Linked DNA regions of Homo sapiens: region 2 is linked to region 1. A link is a contact called in ENCODE Hi-C or POLR2A ChIA-PET data. All regions are on one chromosome and are shown on one strand. The core of a region is the stretch at or near the end of the contact, and the rest is flanking DNA. Distances in the headings are between cores, read along the strand shown.

Region 1 (6,396 bases), core at 3,745-6,244:
ACTACATAGTGTAAGAAAATCAGCTTATCATGAGCAGGTCATCAGCTCTGGAAATATCTGCCCATGAGAAAAAAATGTGATTGGAATTCTGTCACCAAGGAAATGTTTTAAAAATCTGTTTCATTGCCAAACAAAAAGCTTCAACTAGTTATCTTTATTTTACAATGACTTTAATTCTTTTGCCCATTCATTTATTACATAGCTACTATACACTGATCATTTAGAAAAAAAAGCACCCTAAATGATTATGCAAACCTTAAATATAACTATATGTTTGTGTGTATTCGTATGCTTTTTTAAAGAGCACATTTGTGACAGGAAGTGAAGAATGGCATAGTCGGGGGAAAATTAAAGAGACACGATGTAATTATCCGAACTGGAATTAAGCCAATTAATAACCCTTGTGCTAACACTGTCCTCAAAGTGCTGAAAATGCCGTCAGATATTTAAATGCCCTGGGTGGTCATGGTCAGCACTCTTCCCTTCATCCATTTTCAGCACCATGCAGGGACATGGCTCACCCTGGTTTCTGACAAAGGACTACACCTGAAGTGAGCTACAGAAGAAGGACAGATTCTATAATTCGAAAACAAGATTCTCTCAAGTGGTTTTGCACAGATTATTACTGATCTCCAATGAAATAAAAATTCTAGTGTTTTTTTTATTTGCTTATTCATTCAACACACATTGACTGAATACCTACTGTGTGCCAGTTTAGTACCATGGCTGAGAATGCGGGCTTTAAAATCAGATTGGCTGGATTTAATTCCCAGCTCCTCACTTGCTAGGCGTGTGATCTTGAGCAAGTTACACAATCTTTCTATACCTCAGTTTTCTTTTCTATGAAATGCGGATATTGGTAGTACCTCATTCATAGGATTCTTGTGATGCTAAAGTATGATTTTAAAATGTAAAGTCCTTAGCAGACTGCTTAGGGCAAGCCAATTAGTAATATGTTGGCCATCATTATTATTATGAGCCAGGAAATATAGTAAAATCTGGGAACAAAGAAATAATACAACCCCAGATGACCTAACATCCTTGAAGTTTAGATTTTAGGAATTTAGTTCTAAACTTTATAATCTCTACTGCCAATCCTTTCTAGTAGAGATCTGTATATTAGATCCTTGCTTTGCTATATGCTTTCATGTCTTGAACCTACATGCTTTGAATATAACACACTCAGCACATCCATAATATACACTTTTGTTTACACACCTTCCTCCATAATAACTACCGTGTAATGACTAGCTGTGTACTTTATATGTTTCCTCATGTCATCCTTAAGACAACTCTATGGGACCAATATCATCACCTTTTACAGAAAGGAAAACTGAGGCTTTCAGAGTAGCTGTGACTTTTGCAGTGTTATATATAAATATGTGTTTGCTCCAAAGCTCTTGTTCTTTTTTCTCAGTTCACCAACAGACATTTACTAAGCACTCCACTGCTTTCTTCTGGGCTCTGGCCTATCAGGTATTTTGGGGCTTGCCAAAGGATCTGCCATTATCAAAATCACTGATTCCTTCCCCCTTTCCAAATCAGTCAACTGTAGGCCGTGTGTTTTAGGCATGGCATAGCAGCCATTGTTAAAGAGGTTGGTGTGCAAATAAACTAAATTACTCTGGCTATGACTTCTCTCAGATTACTTGTCTTTGAGTGGGCTCCCACGTGCCTGACATTTCTTTCGGTTTTCTTCTTTCTCCCTAAGTAGCAATGTTGTTGCTGAAGCATGACTGAGAGATAGTTTTCGGTTTCATACACATCCTGAGTCTTGTTTTAGGGCAAGAAACTTAATCTCTCCAGTAACATCTGATGGCACTGTTCTCTTCATAAGCACCTCTTTCACCATTTAAAAACTGGACCTTCAATTACCCATTGTCAAAAGGGAATCCTTAGTGAACATGATCATATGTGTCCCGAAAAAGATACCATCACTTTCATGGGCGGAAAATATAGTTTCCCCTTTTTAGTAGCTCATTTTCAATTGAAATATATTGGAAAGGTTGTACATACCTAATTCTCCAGGTGGAAAATCTCATCAGTGCTTTAAAACTACATAGTATGCTGAAAGACTCAATCTCTTTCACCCACAATGTGCCTATATTTTAGAAACGAGGTGTATGAGAAAAACCACATCTTCTCACTTGGTGATATATAGCAGATGATGTTCATAGAGCGAATTGTAAATTCAGGGTGAGGTCTTTGTAGATCAAACCACTAGCCTTCATTAGCTTGAAAATGTGACACAAGTTATATCTTGCTGAGACGAGGCCTCTACAATATTATATTTTTCTGCTTTTCTCCTAGAATGAATTAAAGACTTAAATCCCTTGTTCCTAGCATTCAAAATGGTCTCTCTCTCTCTCTCTCCATATATATATATATACATAAACACACATATATATAAAGTGGAAATGTATTTATATATGTAATTATATTTCCATTTGGCTATTTAAACATTTTGAGAAATTGGAGGTTTGTGCACTAACTATATAGGTGGAGTAATCTTCTTATTTGGGAGGTAAGGGTGATTTTCATACCTGTTGGGCCAGATCTTCAAAGAATACTCTAGGTTAGCTGGTGTGGTGGAAAGAGCACTGGCCTGGTGGGCTCCTGGAGTCCTAGTGTCTAGTGTCGACTCTGGGCCTCAGTTTCCTCTCTACTAAATTGGGAGGGGGAGAGATTGATCTCTGGGGCTTTTTCTAGCTCTGTATTCTCTGGGTCTGCAAATCGCCTTCAGTGTCTGCCTTGCCAGCTCTGTTTGTCACAAAGATTAATCCATTTTAACTGTACCTTGGAGTGCACCCGGGAGAGGAGGATGGATGGATTGTTTTGTACCTAATATTGCATCAGAACTTTTGCCTTTTTAGATGAGATCGTGCCGTGCCTAAAATCTGTCTGCCTATCTGCCCACTGACTTTGTCTGTGCTGATCTCTTGCCACGGTGCCTCTTCTTCCAGCATCCTTCTCCCTCCAAGATCTAGATTCGGCATCTGACTGTACCTGTCTTGTTCTCTGCAGCATCTGTCTGCTACACTCCTAGACCATCGTTAATAAACTTTCACACATTACACGAAAACCCCTAATATGTTGGCACCTGCACATAAATATCTATGGTTCATAAAACTAGAGGAGAAAACTCCATTTTTTAAAGACCTCTATCTAGTGCCATTTGTATTTGCACTTTTTGTTTAGTTGTAAGTTTTAATAGTTCCCCCTTTGAGGATTTGTCAGTACGAGCAGTATTGCTTATCAGAACACACCAACAGTCTTTTTGTAATATTCGCTTTTCCCCTTTGGTTCAGCCGAGCCTGCTGACAGATCATTCAAATTCAATTGTTTTATGTCTAAGCCGAACAGCTAATTAAAGTAGGGATGATTAACCTGACTGGCAGTGCCGCTCTCCCTCTCGCGCTCTCTCTCCTTCTCCTTTTCTCTCTCTCTCCCTCCTGTTCCAATCAGTCTTTTTCTCACACACTCTCTCTCTCCGTCTCTCCTCTCTCTCCCTCTCTCTCTCTCTCTCCCCCCCCTCTCTCTCTTCCCCCTCTCTCTTCCTCTCTCTCAGTCTCTCTCTCCCTCCCTCGGTTGGTGTCTCTCTCTCTCTCTCTCTCTCTCTGTCTCTTGCTCTACTGTTTTTTTTTCCTCTCTCTCTCTCCTAAACGTGGTCTGCTTGCTGATGGCAGAATGGCACTCGGAGATTTGTGCATTGTGTCTGGTTTCCTACGGGCAGGCTGACCCAGTGCCTCCAGGGACTTATCAATAGACCACTCAGAAGAGACACAGACAGGAGAGAGGAGGAGGGGTGGGGGGAGAGAGAGAGAATCAATATCAAGAATAGAAGGAGCTCCGAAGCCATTTTTTTTTTAAAGAAGTATCGGGACTTGGGAGAGGGTGACAAAGAAGGTTTTTCAAAGAGGCAGTGGAGGAGGTTCTAATAAATTTGGAAGGAAACAGTTCCCTGTCTTGGGAAAAGGAGAACTCCTGACTGATTAGCATTCACACCAGGTATGAGATGTTCGCTACCCCTTATCACTGTGTCGCAACCGAGATGGAAAAGCCTTTTTTTTTTTTTAGGAGACCGAGGGAGCATGTATTTTGCTGTGTTTGTTGTTGGGGGGTAAGAGGGGCGGCGTGAGAAGCTGTGGGCATTTGTGTATGAGAGCAGAAAGAATGGAAGCAGTACAACGGGGGGTGGGAAAGAGTATGGAGTATGTTACTGTCTTCCCTGTCTTTGTGCACCCCTGGGGGGTTACCCAAGTTCATTTCTAGCAGGTGGATTTAGACGGGAGTTACTTAACGCTTGACCGCCAGTTTTGAAAAAAAAGAAAGAAAAAAACGCTGCTTCCTATGTCTATTAAAGGAAGCTCCAATTTCTCTCTCTCTCTCTCTCTCTCTCTCTCTCTCTCTCCCTTCTCTTTTCCTCTCTCTTCCTCTCTCTCTTCCTCTCTCTCTGCCCCCCATCCCTCTTCCCCTCTCTCCCTCTCCCTCTCTCTTCTTTTTTTCCTCTTCTAACCAGACAGCGGGAGGGTTTCTGGCTCCCAGCCAGCCCAAAAGCCTCTAAGTGTTTTGCACTTGTTTCAGGGAGTAGCTGCCCGGGGATTTTTCAGCATTTTCACTAGAGAACAAAGAGTTCTTTACAAAGGGAAGGGTGGGGGGGGGGGGAGTGAGCTTAATGTCTGATATATGTTTTTCTATTTTTATTAGTTTTTCGCCTAAAAAGAAAGAGACAGGAACAGAACATTCACTCTATAAAGACACAAAGACATTCAAAAGAAATCCAGTTATCTTTTCTCCCCATCATCCCAATATATACATATATGTACATGAAAAAATTAAAAAGAAAAAGACTAGTTAAGTTGCATATGTTGCTCTTTTCTCCTCTTTTAATCTTTCCAAATCCAACTGTTCTTATGCTCACTTTATGCTATTTTTTTTCTACTCACAATAAAAGTTGTTCAGGATGCATCTTCTCTTATCATGTCTTTACCCTTTCTGGGTCGCCAAAATCTTGTGGAAGAAAGAACAAAAGTCCATCAAATAATCAATTTGGTGACTAGAACATCTTCTACTTTTGCCACTTGGGTAAAAAGTTAATTATGGAATTTGGGTTCCCAAAATACCAATGGGGTACATCAGTTCATTCGATCTCACAAGTTTTTGCATCCATCTGTTTAAAAGGTACCACTTGTGTCACTTGTCAGTTATTAAGAAAAGGTAGTAAGGGAGCAGATATTTGTATTTTATTTTTGTTTCTAATTATGTAAATGACAAAACCCCCAGAGAGATTTCTTGCCCCTTCTATGATACACTAGTTCATGCAAAATATAGTCTAGATGGAGATTTTGTCAACGATTCTGATTGCCACGTAGCTTTGTGTTCTCCATTTCAATTTTTGCCTATGCATGTATATTTTTACCATGAATTTGTGTTGTAGCAAACATTTCAGAATGCTTATCATTTTCAAATTAATGCTCCAACAAAAGCAAAAAGAAATCAGATGTGAGCTGTATGTGTAAAATGTAGTAAACAATTTTATCTTTTATATATGCTGTACATTTATATCTTTATGCTAATATCCTGGATTTGTAAACCCAAGATAATGTTTTCTTTCTTAAAGTTCTCCTCTTAATGCATTTATATGTTGATTGTCACTTAGAAATCTTTTTAAGGTACATTATAGACACGAAACTAAACAAGGGGAACAATTCTCAAGCTCTACAAAAATCCTTAAATATATATTATGTACCATTCCTAACTACAGATAACTGTTTTGCTAAGTAGAAAACAGCTACAACAGTTGTTTCAAGAATCAGAAACTCTTTTCTTTTTTTTTCTATTAACTGAAAATAAAATCTATTCATATCCCTGGGGAGGGAAAATGTAGGGGAAAATATAGATATATACATTTTCCATAATTATAGAATGCATTTATGTAACTGCTTCTTAAGGGTGTAATACATATCAGGGCAGAGTGTGATGCTCATCAAAAAACCCTCCTGGCTGGGAGGTGTGAGTGCCTTATGTTTGAAGTAACTTGATAACAAGGAGTCTTTTCGGGAAACCTTACTATGTATGTGTTGCCTCAGTAATGATCCTCAGATAAAAAACAAGTACTAGGTGGCCAGTGTTAGCACTTGAACTCACTGAAAGATATTAGAAGTAGGGGAACTTTTGGCAAATCCAGAATTTTCCAGGGTAACTCACTTCTTACACTTACATGTTTTCTTTAGGAATATTCTTGAATTGCTTTCAGACTTTTCTGTATTTTTGTAGAATTTTTTAATGCTTTTAATAGTGCTTAAGGAGAAAAATACTTTTAAAAAGAATGTCATCCAAATAAGAGAAACTCAGTCTTTAAAAAGTTTTATATTGAAGACAAGAGTTGTTTTGGTT
Region 2 (6,512 bases), core at 1-2,500, 2.3 Mb after region 1:
TACCTCATCCTAAGAAGACACGAACATGTGTAAAGGAAGGCAAATCTTCTTATTCAAATCCCACCAGTGCTTCAGGATTCGGCTTCAGTCCTACTTCCTACAAAAAAACGTCCTCTGATTATACTGACCACTCTTTTCTCTGACCACCCGCAACCCTACTGTTTCTGTTTGTTTGTTTGTTTGTTTGTTTGTTATGGAGTTTCACTCTTGTCACCCAGGCTGGAGTGCAATGGCGTGATCTCAGCTCACTGCAACCTCTGCCTCCTAGGTTCAAGCGATTCTCTTGCCTCAGCCTCCTGAGTAGCTGGGATTACAGGCGCCTGCCACCACGCCTGGCTAATTTTTAGTAGAGATGGGGTTTCACCATGTTTGTCAGGCTGGTCTCGAGCTCCTAACCTCAGGTGATCTGCCTGCCTCGGCCTCCCAAAGTGCTGGGATTACAGGCTTGAGCCACCGCGCCCAGACTGCCTTTGTTTTTGACCCCTGGGTATTTTTTTCTGCTGTTTCCTGTTTCATCTGTACTGATCCTGACTCCTTAATAAGACTAACAGCTTCTTTTCTTATTGTTGTCTTCTCCACTAGTATCCCCATAGCCTTCCATAAAACACATCATTTTTTCAAATCTGTAGAACTAAATTAAATTGAAAGGCAAAAAAGAATCAGACACATGGCTGGAATTTTTGTTGGCAGAGGAACAGGAGCAGGTTCTGCTGATATGGCTGTTGCCATTCTATCCATATCTAAGTGACATCCAGAGAAGAGCAGTTTTCTTCTCAAATCCTTCAATTATTAAAACCTCACTATGTACCAGGCATTATGCTCATCATGATGTTGTGTGATGACCAGTAGATTTATCTCCTATAGCAGAACAGTGCATTTGTAAGGGCCGTTTTTTTTCAAACACCACCAAATATGTTAGTCACAAAGGTTAGTTTTTTCCCATACCATTTGGGCAGAAAAGTCAAATCTATGGAAAGTCCTCTCTATGACTTGCAAATGGTCAAAACCCAAGACAAGGTACTTGCATCTTGGTGCTTTCTGAACAAGAAGGGAAGAACAAAACCAAATCCTGCCTCCAGACATGAACAGGCTGTTCCTTCAAGTCCAAGCCCTTTCAGATACCAAGTCCTGCCAGAGAGGGCCTCAGAGAAAGAGGAGGGGATGGCCTCTGCCTGCTCTTGCTGGAACAGAGGGGAGAACCCAGGCCGCCCCAGCCAAACTTGGCTTGATCTTATTCACCCAGAAGAGGAAGCTGCCCTAAGGGAAATGAAAAAAATTATGCTCAACACCATTTACTGCAAAAAACAAACAAACAAAAACCCAGCCCAAAGCTCAGCCAATGGGAATGCAACAACACAGATGCAAAAATAATGTATTGTAAATGTTTTTAAATCATTCTCCATTAAAATTTTTCATTATTTTCTACAAAATACAAATACACTAAGGTTCACATTTAACATGCAGAAAATAAAGAGGAAGAAGAGAAATCCACTAGTTTCACTAGTTTAAGGAACAATCACTAAAATGAGACAATGATCTATAGTACATGTATCTTCTAGTTAAATAGGAAAGCAAATTCACATTATCCAGAGTCCTGGGTCATAAAGAACTCAAGTCAAATCTAGTCTGAGGCAGACACTCTGGCTCGTGCCCGCACACAGCTGCCCTTCACACTGACTTTAACCCAGGGCTCATTTAACTGAGAGGCGAGATCTCTCACAATACAGCACAAAACTCTTTCTCCTGGTAAATTTCTTTTCCCAACAAAACAATCAGTTCCCTCACAACAGGCAATTCTGTATCTGTAGACAACCAATACAGTTGCTAATATTCCTCCTACCCCCCAAATAGCTGGCAAAAGCTTCCAAGAGTTTATTTTCAAAGAAGAGTGGTTCTTCTTGTATCACAACCATCTGTAACAGGATACACAATCATTGCCTGAAGACACTGAGTCCCACAGGAAGGTTTGTAGCACTAGGCAACAAAAAGCCAATGCGTAATATCCAGAGCAGATATTAAACAGCCTTAATGATTCTCTAATGGAAGTTTATAAAAATATAAATGGAGTGACTATCCAAAGTGATAGTAGTGTGCTCAAAACTCACAGAGACCCATATTTCCAAAAAGGTGTTCAGGAATCACAGGAACAACGAGGAGCTGCAAAATAATGAAGAAACACATAGCTCCCGTCTGTAACTAGCTATATACATAGATTTCAAAGTAACCTTGGTGGTGTTCCTAAGGCTGGCTGGCTAAGATACTCAGGTACAGGTCATGGAAGTAGACACAGAACCACACTGCTGAGGTCTTCTAAAGTGCCTTCCTTTTCTTCACAGCCTGGCTTAGAGGTAGATCAAATCGAATGGTGGGGGGGAGGAGGATGACTTCAGTGAATAATTGGCTTAGTCTTCGTAACCTGGCTGCCTGCCTCTCCGTGCTCTACCAGCTCATGCTTACGCGATCCCACCTAAAAGAAGACAGTGCACCTCTGCACTAAAGAAAAAGTAGCCCAGGTGGGTGGAGTGCTTCAAGAATAGCAGTGCCATGATCACGCCACCGCACTCCAGCTAAGCGACAGAACGAGACCCTGTCTCAAAAAACAAAACGAAACAAAACAAAAACAAACAGAATACCAGTGACCTCCAACAGTGGGACATACCCGCTGACCCTATCGCCCCCACCCTAGCTGGCTTCCTGCCTTTGTCAAGACTGGACCCAGCTGAAGCAGTGCTCGGGAGCTGTTTTACTGGGCTTAGAGCCAGACTGTAGAATCGGGAGAGAAAGGAGTCTCCACCCCTCTGGTGTTGCTGGTGCTTCTGTATTAATCCACAGAATCTTTTCTGCAAAACAGAGTGAATTCCCTTCATCTCCAGGACTTGGTAGAGCACTGCTTTCAGACAGAGACCAGCCTCCATCACTTCATTCTAAAAAGAAAACACAGATGAACAAAAGTTACTGATTTTTAAAACCACTATTAAATGCTTACGTTTTCATTTCATTTCATTGAATTTTAGTGTAAAATCTTAGATAAAATTGCAAGGTTTATACATTCCTAACAGAGGAAATTTAGTCTTCAGTCCAACACACACACACCGCTCTGAATACATTTCAAAAGGCAAATGACATTTATTGTTTCTTGCTTATTTGTTTGGGTAGGATGCATGAGAAATAATTTTGATGATGTGGTTTTTGGGTGCTAAGGACATTTTAACATCCAGTCCCTTTTCATAATCTAACCATAAACTCTAAAATTTCCGTTTTTAAAACGTGTAAAATATACTGTGAGAAATTCTGATGAGAGAAATGGTGTGAACCCTAGGGCACAGCAGGTGCAGATGCAAAGCCCCAAGCAGACACAACACAGGGGGAGCCCGCCGGGGTCTACAGACCAGGAGTCCAGCCTCGCCACCACTGACAGGACTGACAAGATTCACTATTCTCCCTACCTGGGGCTTTTTCCTCTTCTCTCTCACAAAAATCCTGGTTTTGCCCTTTTTCCCTACTCAGTCTACTAGCTGACTCCTTCCCATGTGAGAACAGTACCAAGTACCTCCTCTGTGTCCAAAATAACTCATGATGCTGACCTATTCTTCGACCTTTGTAAAACAGACTTCCCCCTCCTAGCCCAGGGCCCCACTCATCTAGGAGGTGAAGAAGACCAAAGATAGGGAAGGGTGAGGGATGATGGACTTAAAAAATTCCTTTATCATTATATTTTAAGTTTTTATTTTTATAAGGCATCCAAATATGCATGCAGTCAGGTCAAAATAATCGCCGTATTTCCAAATTAGAGAATGAGAAGCAAACACACACAAAACCCCTCAGGAATCTAAATTACAATCTAATTTTGGATTCTGCTTCTAAAGCGCACATATACAAACCCCAAATGGACCATAGGCTGGCCTCAGGGAAATACTCGGAATCCCTGAAATTGTCTGTACAATTTTGTGTTGTGGGGAGAAGTAGGTACATTTTTTTTTCCTGGGGAGAAGGTACACAGCTGTCTTCAAATTCTCTAAGGAGCACACAAACCAAACAATTTTAAGAATCTTTGCTCTTTGAAGACTAAGAACATTACCATTGTGGGAAACTAGTTGCCTGGGTAATCACAGGGCGGGGATGGTAATCCCCCAAGCCCACAGCTCATGAGCACGTAGAAACTGGCGTAAGAACTCATTCCATCCCTCTTGGTCCCTCCCAGGGCCCTGGGCCTCTCCCTGACACATTTTCCCTTTCTCTAGAGTTTGCCTCTGAGCTCATCCCCCATCTGCCTGCATGCCTGCGATGAGTCCCTCTTCTTCTTTCCTCACTTCCCAACTGCTTCTCTGTGCACCCTTCCCTTTGAGAGGGCAGTGACACTCACATTCTGAAAACATAAAATGGCTCAAATATTGCACATTCATGCTCTGGAAAGTGGGACATGGGGTCACAGAAAACCCCACATTTTCTCAGCATGTCCCGTCAGAAGAAATGTCTGAGAGAAAGAATGCAATTTCCAGAAGAGCAGAGACTTTGTTCCACTCACAGCTGCCTTCCCAGCACCTGCTGGAGCACCAAGCCCTGGGGAAACAGCTGAGTCTCTTTGGCCAAGCTCAGGGTCTTCTGGGAGCCCTCCTCAGGTCTCACAAGCAGCCTGCCCTTTATCCTGTACTATTTGAACCTCTCAGCCTTGGAAGCCTCTTAAACCTTTCCTCAGACCTCTGCCCATCTCCCTGGCCTCCATTTGGAAAGAGCCAGTAACAATTTTTGCAAGGGGCCTAAGAAAATCAAGACCAACCACACCACAGCAGCAGCCCCCACAGGCATCGCAGGCCTCTTCACATGGGAGGAGGCTGAAGGTTTCTGGGTTTTTTTTTCTTTTGAAATGGAGTTTCACTCTTGTCACCCAGGCTGGAGTGCAATGATGCGATCTCGGCTCACCGCAACCTCTGCCTCCCAGGTTCAAGTGATTCTCCTGCCTCAGTCTCCCGAGTAGCTGGGATTATAAGCACCTGCCACCATGCCCGGCTAATTTTTGTATTTTTAGTAGAGATGGGGTTTCACCATGTTGGCCAGGCTTGTCTCGAACTCCTGACCTCAGGTGATCCAACTGCCTCGGCCTCCCAAAGTGCTGGGATTACAAGCGTGAGCCACCGCGCCTGGCTTTTTTTTTTTTTTTTTTAATTCCTGTAACTGGGGCACAATCTCTTCACTCCACACACATATAGTGTCTGCCTGACCCACAGACACACTTTATTCAGGATGCTCTGTGAGGAAGATCTCCATTTATGAGACTTCCAGTGAGCTAAAATTTGGCCTTCTGAATGGCATTCTTAAGAACTGTTTTACATAACGTTCTGCCTTCTTAGGCCAACATTACTCTTGCCTCTCATCCTCAAGAAACAGTGTCATCATCATAATAAACACCTTGTCTTGTACTATGCACTAACACTTGTGCTTTTAACCCCCTGTTCCATGCTTCTGATTCTAGACCGTTAATGCACCTGCTGCCAACCACAACTACTTCTAATTTGCCTTTCATTCATTCAACTAGTATTTACTGAGAACCTACTCATGTGGAGAAAGTGATTCTGATGGACTGTGGATGAGAACATAAAATATTCAAGATTGTTGGCATTAGGGGCTAAATAAGAGCAAACAAGCCTCCGAGCGAGGTATCAGAAAGTGAGATCAGCAGCAAAGGCCAGAGCTTCACTACAAAGCAATGGAAGGATATTTTGAGGGCTTGAAGCCATTTGGCCTTCTGACCTTCCTTTCTGTCAGGTTTTGTTCTGAGTGTCAAAAGTTCTCAGATTCTGATAAATGGGGTGTTTGTTACATTTATTAAAGAACATATCTATTTCCTTGTTCTGTTCTTAATTTTAAAAGTTGACAAGTAAATTTGTCATAATTTTCTAAGGAAAGGAATAAACTTGTCTTTGTATACCCCTCTATTAATTTCTTAATGGTCTCAGTGGCCTTCAACAGAAAAAGAAATAGGTTCCCCATATTGAGATACTCTTTCAGCAATTTAGCTGTATCATTTATTTCCAATTCTTCAATTCTTACTTCTCTTGTGAAACCACAGTATCTCCATAAAGGTTGCTAATCATGTTGTAAAGTAGGATACAGGGCTTAGAATGTGGGTGAACTGCATGAGGAAACATGTAGCAATGTTCATCTTTATAGTTGAATTATCTTTTCCATAATTGCTCCCCAACTACACTGTCTAATTATGGAGGGCACGGACTGTGTAGCCTCCACAGAGAGGGGAACATCACCTCACAGCAACACCATCTGCTGAGGGGATGAGTGAATAAATGAATAGTCTGACACAGTACCAAGTCACCACAGTTGCCAAATCGAACCAAGCCAATTTGACCCCAATCTGGTTCACCTGTTTATTGTCACAACTCTGACTTCTTTACTTGCTCTACTTACCATAGAGCAAGAGGGATGTTGGATCAAGCCCCAGACTCTCACAACCAGGTATATTCTGATCACGGAAATCCTGTAGCAAAATGCCCAGCACC

What was found. A loop is a pair of places that touch in the nucleus more often than their neighbours do. ChIA-PET counts read pairs that join two places held with the same protein, here RNA polymerase II (POLR2A). Pooled maps may share reads with other maps.
Region 2: a loop to region 1 is called in a map with no recorded cell type, with 5 times the contacts of the local background. The contact joins the enhancer-like site here to the promoter of ZBTB20-AS5 in region 1. A Hi-C loop is called at or near these places in 4 of 37 single-sample maps with no recorded cell type and 1 of 50 pooled maps. POLR2A ChIA-PET finds 5 or more read pairs at or near these places in 1 of 52 experiments (OCI-LY7).

Annotation. Positions count from the first base shown.
Region 1 is chr3:114,452,191-114,458,586 of GRCh38, reverse strand. It overlaps ZBTB20-AS5 (ZBTB20 antisense RNA 5), which reads right to left and starts at 4,994. Exons shown (of 3, transcript NR_121661.1): 1 at 4,947-4,994. The region is part of intron 7 of ZBTB20 (zinc finger and BTB domain containing 20); the gene reads left to right.
Region 2 is chr3:112,113,054-112,119,565 of GRCh38, reverse strand. C3orf52 (chromosome 3 open reading frame 52) reads right to left here. Exons shown (of 6, transcript NM_024616.3): 5 at 6,421-6,512; 6 at 1,356-2,924. The coding sequence ends at 2,920. Among named protein-coding and RNA genes, the nearest start is that of MIR567, 3.5 kb to the right of the region's middle. RefSeq lists enhancers at 3,375-3,434, 3,991-4,080, 4,311-4,360, 4,371-4,450, 4,471-4,730. Within about 2 kb of position 1,250, at least 5 of the 41 ENCODE cell types and tissues checked have a DNase peak (open chromatin) inside an H3K27ac peak, as active enhancers do; they include OCI-LY7, where a contact is called at or near this core.